Linked DNA regions of Homo sapiens: all the other regions are linked to region 3. Evidence: chromatin contacts called from ENCODE Hi-C or POLR2A ChIA-PET data. All regions are on one chromosome and are shown on one strand. Each heading gives the region's core, a stretch centred on a gene start or an enhancer-like site at or near the end of the contact. The rest is flanking DNA. Distances are from core to core; before and after follow the strand shown.

What was found. A loop is a pair of places that touch in the nucleus more often than their neighbours do. ChIA-PET counts read pairs that join two places held with the same protein, here RNA polymerase II (POLR2A). Pooled maps may share reads with other maps.
Region 1: a map of B cell shows a loop between it and region 3 (10-fold over the local background). The contact joins two enhancer-like sites. A Hi-C loop is called at or near these places in 6 of 168 maps with a recorded cell type or tissue (B cell, CD4-positive, alpha-beta memory T cell, CD8-positive, alpha-beta T cell and 1 more), 1 of 37 single-sample maps with no recorded cell type and 12 of 50 pooled maps. POLR2A ChIA-PET finds 5 or more read pairs at or near these places in 2 of 52 experiments (CD4-positive, alpha-beta T cell and activated naive CD8-positive, alpha-beta T cell).
Region 2: a loop to region 3 is called in a map of naive thymus-derived CD4-positive, alpha-beta T cell, with 6 times the contacts of the local background. The contact joins the promoter of NEPRO-AS1 here to the enhancer-like site in region 3. A Hi-C loop is called at or near these places in 1 of 168 maps with a recorded cell type or tissue (naive thymus-derived CD4-positive, alpha-beta T cell) and 9 of 50 pooled maps. POLR2A ChIA-PET finds 5 or more read pairs at or near these places in 2 of 52 experiments (activated T-cell and naive thymus-derived CD8-positive, alpha-beta T cell).

The regions. Positions count from the first base shown.
Region 1 is chr3:115,782,086-115,785,999 of GRCh38, forward strand. No RefSeq gene overlaps it. Among named protein-coding and RNA genes, the nearest start is that of SNORD155, 120 kb to the right of the region's middle. RefSeq lists enhancers at 1,959-2,459, 2,491-3,169 and a silencer at 2,200-2,249. Within about 2 kb of position 2,011, at least 38 of the 41 ENCODE cell types and tissues checked have a DNase peak (open chromatin) inside an H3K27ac peak, as active enhancers do; they include B cell, CD4-positive, alpha-beta T cell and CD8-positive, alpha-beta T cell, where a contact is called at or near this core.
Region 2 is chr3:113,017,958-113,021,774 of GRCh38, forward strand. It overlaps NEPRO-AS1 (NEPRO antisense RNA 1), which reads left to right and starts at 1,561. Exons shown (of 3, transcript NR_186663.1): 1 at 1,561-1,749. It overlaps RMP64 (ribonuclease MRP subunit p64), which reads right to left and starts at 1,714. Exons shown (of 9, transcript NM_015412.4): 1 at 1,585-1,714. The coding sequence starts at 1,690. RefSeq lists an enhancer at 1,163-1,232 and a silencer at 1,393-1,502.
Region 3 is chr3:114,212,426-114,216,258 of GRCh38, forward strand. No RefSeq gene overlaps it. Among named protein-coding and RNA genes, the nearest start is that of ZNF80, 23 kb to the right of the region's middle. RefSeq lists an enhancer at 1,311-1,984. Within about 2 kb of position 1,891, at least 12 of the 41 ENCODE cell types and tissues checked have a DNase peak (open chromatin) inside an H3K27ac peak, as active enhancers do; they include B cell, CD4-positive, alpha-beta T cell and CD8-positive, alpha-beta T cell, where a contact is called at or near this core.

The DNA.
Region 1 (3,914 bases), core at 761-3,260, 1.6 Mb after region 3:
TAGATACCCCTGCTTCTGCTTCTCTGAATCCCTGGCTAGGTATGTGTATGTTTCCTTGGTGAAAAGCGTCAGTTTATGCTGCAAGTCATTTACATGGAGGCCATGAGAAACAACTATGAGTTTCATTTTTTCTTTGCTGTATCCATTTCGTATGCATCTTTCCTTCTTGATCGTCAGCCCTGCAGACTTCACGCCCAAGAGTAGATGCAGAGGCCTTAGACTACTTAACACATTCTCATAATTGCATAGAATCTAAACCCTATAATAAATCCCTGGTTTTATATCACTCACAATGGTTCTACTTCCCTAATAGAACTATAACTGATACATATGCAATGTAGTATCGCATAGCTAGAGTTTCCATACAGTATAAAAGAATATTAGTTTATTTTTCACTATGATTTTGATTTACATTTTTATCACATCATATCTCTTTTACCTCTATAGCAGGCTCAAAACTTGCTATAGATTGAAATGCTTACAAAAGAGTAGTTCTATCATTCTTTAGTATTTCTCAGACTATTACTGTGTCTGATTACTAAGGAACAAAAATGTTTATTTTTATAATTAAGTACATATACATTAATTTTGTTGTACATTTTTTTGCTTTCAACATCAAATTCTGTTTATGCATGCACGTGTAGCAGAAATTGTTGTGCCTTGTATGAATGTTTTTATAGTCCTTAAAAATAATGGATGCAATATCTGTGGTAGCCTGACAGTTTAAATAATGTTCCATTGCTCATTTTATTCAACAGATTTCCATTCAGCAGTTCTTAGCGGTATCTACAATATGTCCAGATCAGTGAATTTCTATGAGGGATTCAAAAGAAATATAAGACACAATTCCTTCTCTCGTGAAACTTATGGTCTAATATTTACTTTTATAAATAAAGGAGAGATTGAGAGACAGATTGTGTGAGAGAGTGAGTGTGTGTGTGTGTGTGTGTGTGTGTTAGGGAAGAAAGGGTTGACTTGTAGCCCTCCCCCAGGGGTGCAGCTTCAAGTAATAACAGTCCGTATTAGGGCAAGGTGGGTACTGTGGCAAACTGGAGAGCCACTTGCCCCTTCTAATGGCAGTAACAGCTCCTCAACTCCCACCAATGGGGTTACCATTTAGGTCAAGTCTCTAGATGTTCTCTTGTTCAAGGGATGCTGTAAATTGGGACAGTTACATGAAAATTCCCACTTAAAAAATATGCACGGAGCGGGCACGGTGACTCACACCTGTAATCCCAGCACTTTGGGAAGCCGAGGCAGGCGGATCACCTGAGGTCAGGAGTTCGAGACTAGCCTGGTCAACATGGTGAAACTCCGTCTCTACTAAAAATACAAAAATTTCCCGGGCGTGGTGGCGCACGCCTGTAGTACCAGCTACTCAGGAGGCTGAGGCAGCAGAATCGCTTGAACCTGGGAAGCAGAGGTTGCAGTGAGCCTAGATTGCGCCATTGCACTCCAGCCTGGGCAACAAGAGCGAAACGCCGTCTCAAAAGAAAACAAAAAAAATGCACGGAGGGAAAACAGCCCGGAGGCTGAATCCTGTCCAACAGTAGTTATAACCCTAGTTTTTCCAACACGAGTAAATATAAAGGCATCTTGCTCCTCTGGAAATAGGGAGAACCAGACCTAGCTATCTTCTTGAAAAAGAAAAAAAAATACTTCTGCATCCTCTCAACTTAAAACGAAGGAAATAAGATAGTTATCAATCAGCATCATTTGGGCATATTGTTATTATTTACTATCATTTTATTAAAATTAATAATAGATTTACTGTAAAAACAGAGCCTGCCTTGCGCGTAGCACTCGATAAACGCTTTTTATTATTCTGCTTGTTGACGCTGTTACCTCTCTTTTGGAGTAAAAGGGGGCGGAATCGCAACAAGACCCCAGGACCCCGTGTGCGCGCGCGTGTCGGGGGAGCTGACCTATGACAAACATGTGCAGAGCTCTAGTACCCAGCCACGCGGAGGCTGCCGGTTGACAGAAGCGTTGCCGCCCCCTGCCGCCGAGTTCACCCTGCCGTCACTGCTGGAAGCCGCACCCCTAGGAAAGGCTGCAAACCCACCCTGCCCCCAACACACCCGCGCTCCCTCTCTGCAGGCCGGCTCCATCCCCGCCCCCAGGTGGCCAAGCAACACCGCCTTCTAGCTTCCTCCCGACCGGGCGGCGCCTGCAGCTGCCTGGGGAAGGAGCCCCGCAGCAGCGCGAGCGGGTGGGCGGGGGGTGCGCGGGCCGCAGGGCAGGAGGGAGGGCGCAGGTAGGCGGGCGGGGAGAAGCTAGGCGGCCGGGCCGAGCGGTCGCGCCCAGCCCTGCCTCTCTCCCTTCTCGACTCACAGGCGGCCTGACTCACTCCTTTGTTTCTGGAAAAGATCTATCTGTACTAGCCCGAGGCGGAATTCACCCCGCCCGCACTCATCAGAAATCGTTTGCTTATTCTCTGCGCCCCTCCGTGCTCGCCTGGGACGCGGGCGGAATCCTGACGCAGGCTGTCAGCCGCGGTGACGGGTGACACCGGGTGAGCAGCCGTCCGCGCCGCCTTCCCTGCGCCGACGGGCAGCGCGGCGTTCGGCGCGCACTGCTGCCCCCTCGTGGCAGGAGCAAGCATCGCAGCAGCGCCGACACCACCGCCCACCTGCAGCCCGGGGAGCGTCACTTCTGGGTGTTTTTCAAAGGGAGCATTTTTACAGCTCCATTCAACTGCTGGGATTAGGAGATGTGGCTCCCAGGTTGATTACTAATGAATGAGAAGGGGTGTGGTCTGTGCGTGTATGTTCTTGTGTGCGTGTACGCGTGTGAGAGAGAGAGAGGGAAGGGGGGAGAACAACTGTAAGAGCATGTTTGTGGTGACAGGATAATGGAGAAGGGAGGAAGGAAGGGGAAAAATGAAAGAGATTAAAAAGCAAGAGAGGCAAAGTGACAGTGACGAGGGAAGAGAGTGACAGGGAAGGATGCAGAAAGAATGCAGGGAGCAACAGTTTGATGGGAAATGGGAGGGGACTTCTGCATGAGAGAGAGGTGAGGATTTGACATCCGTGAGAGGTAAAGTTTCATTTTGGTGAAGTGAACCTTGTGAACATTTCAATATACCTCTCTCCTGCTTTACGTCCCATTTTGTTTGGCAGCTGCTAGAAATGAGTTTCCGTTTTTCTGTCTTGTTTTAATATTCTCATGTCTCCCACATCACTGAGATCATTAGAGGCAGAAACAATTATGTCATGCATTCCCTGCATCTGACAGAACCCTCTGTGCGTGCTGGTTTATTAACTCCAGCCTTGCCCCTCTGCCATCAGCTACATCTGCTTTTGTTATTCTGATCCACGTTTCATGAGCATGCACACACACACTCTCTCCCTCTCTCCACTGACCTCTGTGGGCTCACTTGTCCTTTGGGAAATAGACCAGTAGCTGCTCAGAATCCAAATGTACGTGACAAACACTCTTGAAAAGGCTTCTGCCACCTACTCATCAACAAACAAGCAAAACAAAGCCCCAACAGCCACAAATAGCCACAAAAAAAGGTTCTTCTGGATCACATCTGTAACTCTTGACCTAATCCTTTCATTTTCCCTAGAAGAACAAAAGAAAGAGAGAGTTTTTGCAGGATCTGTGTTAGGCTATAGCTTGTTATGGTGGCAAAAAGGTTAAAAGGGATTTTCTATACCCCATTCTTGGTTACTATTTTGCCAACATTACCCCCCACACAAGTATGTGTGTGGGGGGCCACATTTAGAAAGTCTGGACAGGATGATAAAAATTGTTTTGGCAGAAGATAAATCATTGCATATGGGCGTGGGCAGTAATGCCCAAACTCATTTACCGTAACAAATGGTTTCATGAAAATATTTTGGTCAGTACAGCTTATTTTGGCATACTGAGAGGTGGTTGCCTATCTGTGTGATTGCATAGAGAGGATG
Region 2 (3,817 bases), core at 311-2,810, 1.2 Mb before region 3:
CACATGTCACAACATGTGTAATAACTCTCTAACTCCCCATGTCGCTATGCCCGAAAGCAAGACAGAATGAATAAATTCACAGTCTTCAAAATCAAGGCTTCTGTGTTTGGATATCACTTTATGAGAGACACAAACATATTCAGAAAAGAAAAACCACCACAGTAACTGGAAATCGTATTATTTGATGAACACCGGGTGCTCATCAGCAGATGCTTCCTAGTCTGAAAATCTGTAGAAGTCCCTAAGATGTAGTTCATGTGTTATTTATGGCTCTAAAGGCAGCACTAGCATTCTAAATGGAAGTAAAGGCTGGTTGCTACCTAACAAGAATTTTCTTACTGTCCCAACAACTACCTGAAGACAGAATGGGCTGCCTCGGGGATGGGTAGTGAGTTGGTGAATTTCCCAGGCCTAATAGGAGTTGTTAAAGAATTTTTGAATAGAGAAAGAGGGAAGATTAATCTGTAAAGTGTGTAGGAAGGATAGATGGGATAATCTGTAAAGTGTGTAGGATGGATATATGGGAAAGGGGATGTGATGATCTAAGTCAAGCTTGTCCAACCCGCCTTATTTTGTTGTTCTGTTCTGTTTTGTTTTAGGCTTTTTGCAGCTTAAAGCCATGGTTTTTAGTTTGTCTCTAGTGAAAAGAGGGATGAGGAAAGGGCTTTACCAGCCCAACCGGAAACAAAGAACCCATGACTGTATTCTCTCCCTTGGGCCCCGGAGCTACGTATTTAATATTCATAACAGCTTCCATTTGAGTGTTCATTTACCATGCCAGGCAGTGTTCCAAATGCTTTCTCTACATTATCAACTCTTTCATCCCCCCAAACAGCCCTATGAGGAAGGTGCTTTTATCTCCATTTGAAAGTGAGATCAGTGAGGCACAGAAAGGTTCAATGACTCCTTCAAGCTCCAGCAAAGGGTAGAGCTAGTATTCAAACCCAAACAACCTGGCTCCTGCGCCAGGCTCCTACCTACTATATGCCCTTCACCCTAACAAATACCACCCATTTAGGTGGCAAAACACCGTCGTTTACAGCGCACTGTCTCCTAAATTACATCATTAGATATTCCCAACGCCCCTGTGAGGAGTAGGAGGACTAACTCCATTTCACAGATAAGCAGATAGAGGTCCGAAAAGATTGCAGTTTGAGTCCCAGTGCTTAGGTGACGTCCACCGCTCCTCGGGTACAGGAAAAAGAAGGAAAGGGGAAATGGACGGAAGGGTAAACAAGACTCCGAAGACCCGGGTGAGCAAGGGTTCCCAGGCAGCACTGTTCCCCGGCACCAGCTGAGTCCACCTCTCTCCGCCCCCTCAGCGCACGGCTGAGCCTTGGTCTTTCATCTCTCCAGCCAAGCCCTGGGTTAGCACAGCTGGTTCAATGAAGGAATGCGAAGCCAGAGGCCCTACAAGCTACACCAGCAAAGTGCTGGGACCGCTCGACCCCTACGTGCCCCGCGCCCCTTCCCAGCGTCCCCCGGGCCGGGAAGTCCCGGTACCACCCCCGCCCACATGCGCCGGCTGGGCCTGGCGGCCTCCCCCGGAAACGTTCCCCCATCCTCGCCCGGCGCCTCACTCACCAAGGGCCGCGCCGGGGTTCTGCACTGTCACTGCGCTGCGGTTCCCCGCCTTAGGGATTCTCACACGGTTCCACGGCTCCAGGCCCGGCGGCACCGCAGCCATCATGCGAGGCGGGGGGACTTACGAAAGGCGGAGCTACGCGAGAGCACGTCCAGCGACCGGAGGTGGGGCGATGGGACCCAGTCCGGGCCGGAAGGGAGCAGGGGGTGGGGCTCGGGCGGGGCCAGGAGCCCGGCGGGAGGCTGCCTTCATCGAGTAAACGCGTGGGACTGGGAAGGACCCAGTCATCTGTATATTGGTTACCAACACGTGGCCGCGTAGAATCATGGGGGAAAAAAGGCCCCATCCCAATACTAACCAACAGAATCTCTGAGAATGCGATGAGGAATCTGCGTTTTGTTTAAACTTAGCGCAGGGGATTCGGAAGCACAACCAAGTTTGGAACTGTTAAATACTTCTAGGCATTTTACAAATATGGAAAATGAGGCCCAGAATTGAGTTGGTGCTTTTACCCCCAACTCTGCCTCAGACATTAGGGGAAAAAGGAAGAAATGAAATGAAGAGGTTTGTGCAAGGTGTGGAATTTGTAGCGAAGAAGCAGTGATTTGCTTTGAGTGGTAAAGGAAGGCTCCTTTATGTCTTGAACCACAGCAAAACCGAGATCACATCAAAGAAACTTGGAAGACACCTGTCAGTCATTCCCACTTTTGTCAGTCTCCAAGACAAGATCATATTCCAAGCTCTAGTGATCCTTACCTCATTAATATCTTTCTAATAATTCATTTATCCTCAGCCATGCTAATGCCCCCTTAAGTTCTTAACACTCCCACAGTAACGTATTAGAAAAACAGTGAGTTTTGGAAACAGACTGCCAAGGTTCTAGTTCTAGCTTTGCTGTTTACTAGCTCGGTGATCTCAGGAAATTTACTTACCTCCTCCTCCAGACCTTAGTATCCCTGTGGGTAAAATGAAGATGATAATAATAGTATCAATCTCACAGACTTGTAAAATGCCAAGGCACTCCTGGCATACAAACAATGAACATTTACCATAGTTAATATTGTTGATGTTATTACTACTATTTCATGCAAGCAGTCTTACTTTATTGAAACACTTTCCATGCTCTTTCTGTGCGCCTTTACACATCTACCTACTCTACCTGGGTCATCCTCGGAAACACAATCTCCTTTCCTCAGCTCTGGGGTCGTCACTTGGGGTAATTCTTCCTAAACACCCCGTCCTCACTCCATAACTTGATACAGAGGCCCCTTTAATGTGTTACCACAGTGCCCTATGTTGGCCTATGTATTAGTTTTCTATTGCTGCTGTAACCAATTACGACAAACCTAATGGCTTGAAATAAGTAGAAGTTATTTTACATTTCTGGAGGTCAGAAGTCCAAAATTAATTTCAATGGACTGAAGTTGGCAGGGCTGGTTCCTTCCGGAATCTCTAGGGAAGAATTCATTTCCTTTCCTTTTCCAGCTTCTAGAGGCTGCCTTCATTCCTTGGCTCATTTCACTATCCTCCACCTTCATTGTCAGCATGACATTTTTCAGTCTCCTCCTCTTCCTCTGTCTCTCTCACCCTCCTGCCTGCCTCCCTCTTAAAAACACCCTTGTGATTACATTGAGCCCATCAAGATAATCAGGATAGTCACTCCATCTCAGAATCTTTAACTTAATCACATCTGTTTTAGAACTCCAAATTCAGGCTCATGTACCCGATGGGCAGCTGATGCCAAATATTGAGATACTGGTGCTTGGAGACAGAGAAATATTTATTCGATTTGACCAAAGTTAGAGGGCAAGAGAGCAAGATCTCTCAGATCCACAGTAACAAAAAAGAAGCAGGGAGTTTTTATGGAGCTAGAGAGTAATGGAGAGGGAGTTTCAAGGAATCCAAGGGAAAAGTCTGTGTTTCTTCCATTTCAGGTAACACCTTGTGCAGCCGTATGTACATGGCAGCTGGTTGCAATGTCCTTCCAGGAATTCATTCCTTCTGCAAACTATTCTTATGACCCTGAAGTTATCTCCTTCTGCTTGACAAAGAAACAGTACATCAGCAGTTTATAATTACATTGTGGGAACAAGGAATACTGGGCAAAAAGCGAGTGGTTAACATGTACAAGCAAGCAAGGGCCTGTTCAAAATTTTCATTATTTCATGCACACACACACACACACACACACACAAAAATGCTGGGGTGCTGAAATCTCAAGCAGCTGAAATC
Region 3 (3,833 bases), core at 641-3,140:
ATCGATAGAAGGTGGCTGGGCAAGTGACGAATCAGAGTCAGGAGATGGTTCTGAGGAAAGAGACCTGGCTGCCCAGTACTGTGCCCCGTATCTGAGCCCCATTTCTAGTCAGGAAAGGTCTTTCATGGGGTGGGGCCAGCCAGGATGGTCCAGCCTACTTGCATCCTCCCCCAATTGGCATTCTAGGCAATTTCTTGAAAGGACATTCCTTGTCTTCTTCTCACACGGCTTGAGTGAGTACACTTTGTGCTAGGAGCAAGATCCAGCCCATCCCAGGCTGAGATCTCTTTCTGTCCTGGTTAGGAACAGGGGCCAAGAGAGGCTGCCATGGGAAACACATGGCTCAGCCTGAGATGAGCATTCTCAGCAGACTCTTACTTCCATTACAAGCAGCAGTAGTAGGAAGCAATGTTTTTGGAGAGCGTCCACTGCACTCTCCTTGGTCTTGCCAGTGAAGTGCAGGGGCGGGGACCAGCTCACCTTCACATTCCTGGCCATGAAGGTGAGAATGGATCCAGACAATAATGTGTTTTCATTTGTGGTTGCTTATCTTTTGTCTCCAACTGGCAAGCTGGAATGATGTTGGCACCACACGACAACAGCAGGGAGTCACAGCCTTTTCATAAATGCATGGAGAAATGAGGCATCAGCAGGTACAGGTTACAGTGACTCAGGTGGGGCACAGGAATTTCATGATTTTAAAAAAGGATTCCAGATTCTTCTGTTCTCCTTGCCAAAGGCTAGTCAATTTTCCCAGTTGCTTCTCTATTGCCCCCATCTTATTCAAAACTGCACAAATTCAAATGACCCCACTTCATCTAGACAAAAACGTAAAAAGAAAAGACAGTCAATCAAGATTCTGCTTGATTAACATCTTGGGAGAAGGCTAACATGAGTCTTCAGGGATGAAAATAAATGGCTCTGAGCCTGGGCTGTGGTCATAAACCTGACCTTGTCACTGCCTAAGCGAGGAAAGCAATGGAGGAAATTAGAGCTCTCGTTCCAGTGTGATTACAATTGTACCCTTAACAGGACATGACAATGTTTTTTGGCATTCAATTATGTTTTGCTATGCGTGCATGCATACACTCACACACTCACACACGCAGAGCTAGAATTGAAATCATCTCAAGTGAGAATTCTTGTGATGCATTTAAGGGGCCTGCATTTGACAAGTTGCTACCTAGTTATGGACTAAAATCTCACCAGGCACCCCCATAGCTTATCGCCTGTCATTTCAAAACAAAGACATCCTGCTTCCCCTTTCTGTGTCACACCTCATCGACTCATTCTCAGCAGACTCTTACTTTCATTACAAGCTCGGTGCCACCTCCCGGACTTTCATCAGATGAAAACTTGAAAGAAAAAAAAAACCCATTCCATGTTTTGACTTGGACTCTAGGTGTTGTTATTCTCTCAGTCCAGCTTGAGAAAAAAAAAAAAAAAAAGCCCACCCCACGAGGGGGCAGGCCTGCTTTCCTGTCTCCTGCCACCACACAGTCTCTGAAGTGTGTGAAGAAGAGAGGAAGAGACAATTAACACTCAGCACCAATCTGCATTTCCTTTTTAGCTGCCATTTACACGCTGCTCAGGTTTTGAAAACCAGCATTTCATGCTACTCCCTAGAGAGCCAGCACCAGCTTCAGCAGGATCCATCTGCACAGCACTCACATTGCTGAAATCTTCAGCCAACCCAGAATTCATTTATTTATTTTTTGAAAAAAAATGAGAGAGAGGAAGTGAGAGAGTACGAGTGAGAGAGCAAGCAAGCGGGTGAAAATAATAGATTAGAATCTGGTAATATTTAATGCGCACGCTTGACCAATCCCTGCGCTGGTCCAGGCAGGGGTGAGTCAGTGGAGTTTTTCTTTGATCATCTTCTAGATTAGTGTGAGCAGCGAGCGAATGAGCAAGAGCGTGTGACAACAGAGGATGACAGGCTGTGAGGTTCGAAGCAGGAAGGACACACTCCATAAGTCTCGGCACTGCTCATCAGCCCATGTGTCAGCACGCTCTTGCTGATGGGAGCAGCGGGGAGAAACGCCATACTGGGAAGTCACTGCTGGTGTGGGACAAGTTACAAGATGCTTCTGGGGGAGGAAAATGTGTATCATCAACTCCTCAGGTCTGGCCAACTTGCTTTATTTCCTTTAGCCCCCAAAGGGTGGAGCATTGAAGCATAATAGCTTCAATAAGCTTTGTTATTTTAACATTATTATTTTTTAAACTGAATTCACCACCACAGGAGGTCACAGAGTCAATGGTCACAGCTGGCTTTTAAAAAAGGGTTGAGTCACTTTGTGATTGATAAAACAGACTCAGCCTGAGATGAGGGCAATCAGGTTTCCTGCTTGAAGGCATCAGTTGATCACTACAGGGGTCGGAAAGAAGTGTTTTTCTTACGCAAGTTCTGGCATAATAGTCTAGGTGAATGCAAAAAAAAAAAAAGTTAGTCTTTTGATTTGTTTGTTTTTGTTTCTAAGAGAGAGCAGAGCTAAAAAGCCCATCCTTACCTCAGTAGACCAATGAGTGGTCTGATTCCATCTGGCTCTGCTGCTCAGATGGCAGTTGTGATGATAGTCATGCTACAGACACATTTACCAACTAAGCAGTGCAGACAGTACTCTGCATTGGCCCAGATTTACCTAGGAACAAGCACAGGTGTGCTCAGATAAGGAAAATACCTTAGGTCAGGAGGTGGGGTGAGCACATGGTTGTTAAAATAGAATTTAGTGAGTTAAAAAAAAAACCAGCAAACCAACACAAGACTCATAAGTACCCTATAGTATCTGCGGATGCCGTTACACGTCAAGTTAAACCACATCTTCTCAGGATACAGGGGTGTTTTGCAGCTCTCACATTAACACAGATGTGTAACGTGGGTTTCTCAGCCTATCAGAGATGGGGCAAGATAGGGTTATAATAAACAGCTTTTGTTTTTTTTGGCTCTGCCCTTACTAGGGGAGACTTCCAACCTTACCAATTCTCAAATAGTTCTTGGAGTCCCTGGTGAGAAGGATGCCCCTCTTCCACCATTCTGACTTAATGACACTGGAGCCACACTGCATGGGTTCAAATCCCAAACTCATTCCTCCACTCAAAATGTATTTAAGGGAGTGCCCACTGTGAACTTGACATTATTCTAGATGCTGAGGAAAGAGCCATTCCACATTTTCCTGTAATTTTGGTTCTAGTGAAGGTGTAGAAATGCAAATAAATAAACAAGTAAATGTATAATATTTCAGATAGAATATTATAGAGATGCTGTGGAGGGAACAAAAGCCTACTTGAGATGTCTTCAACAGAAGACAAGAAGAATGAGAGAGAGAGTAAGAACAACCATTTTAAGAAGTTTGCTGCAAGGGGGAAAGAAATGGAGTCGTTTGACTTAGGAGTGGAATCCCAGGGAAATTTCTTGTTGCTGTTGTTGTTTGTGGTTTTGATTGGAGAAATAGCATCACGTTATTCTGATCCATGTTATTAATTATTCTCACATTATTCTAGTTCTGATTCAGTAGAGAAGGAAAATAGATGATGCTAAAGCAATGTCCTTGGGTGGCGTGAGGGGTTGGGATCTGGTGCAAAGTGGAGGGGTTGGCTTTAGGTAGAAAATACACAGTTCATCCAGAGCAGCAGGAGTGAAGGTAAACGCATGGACATAGTGTAGAAAGATGTGAGGGTAGAAACTTGTGCAAGTTCTTTTTCTAATTGCTCCGATTTTCTCAGTGAAGTAGGAAGCAAAGTTATCAGCTGACAGTGTGGAGGAAAAGAATGTGTTGGAGATTTGAAGAGAGAGAGGAAGATGTGAAATAGTCCTGGAAAAGTGAGTTGAC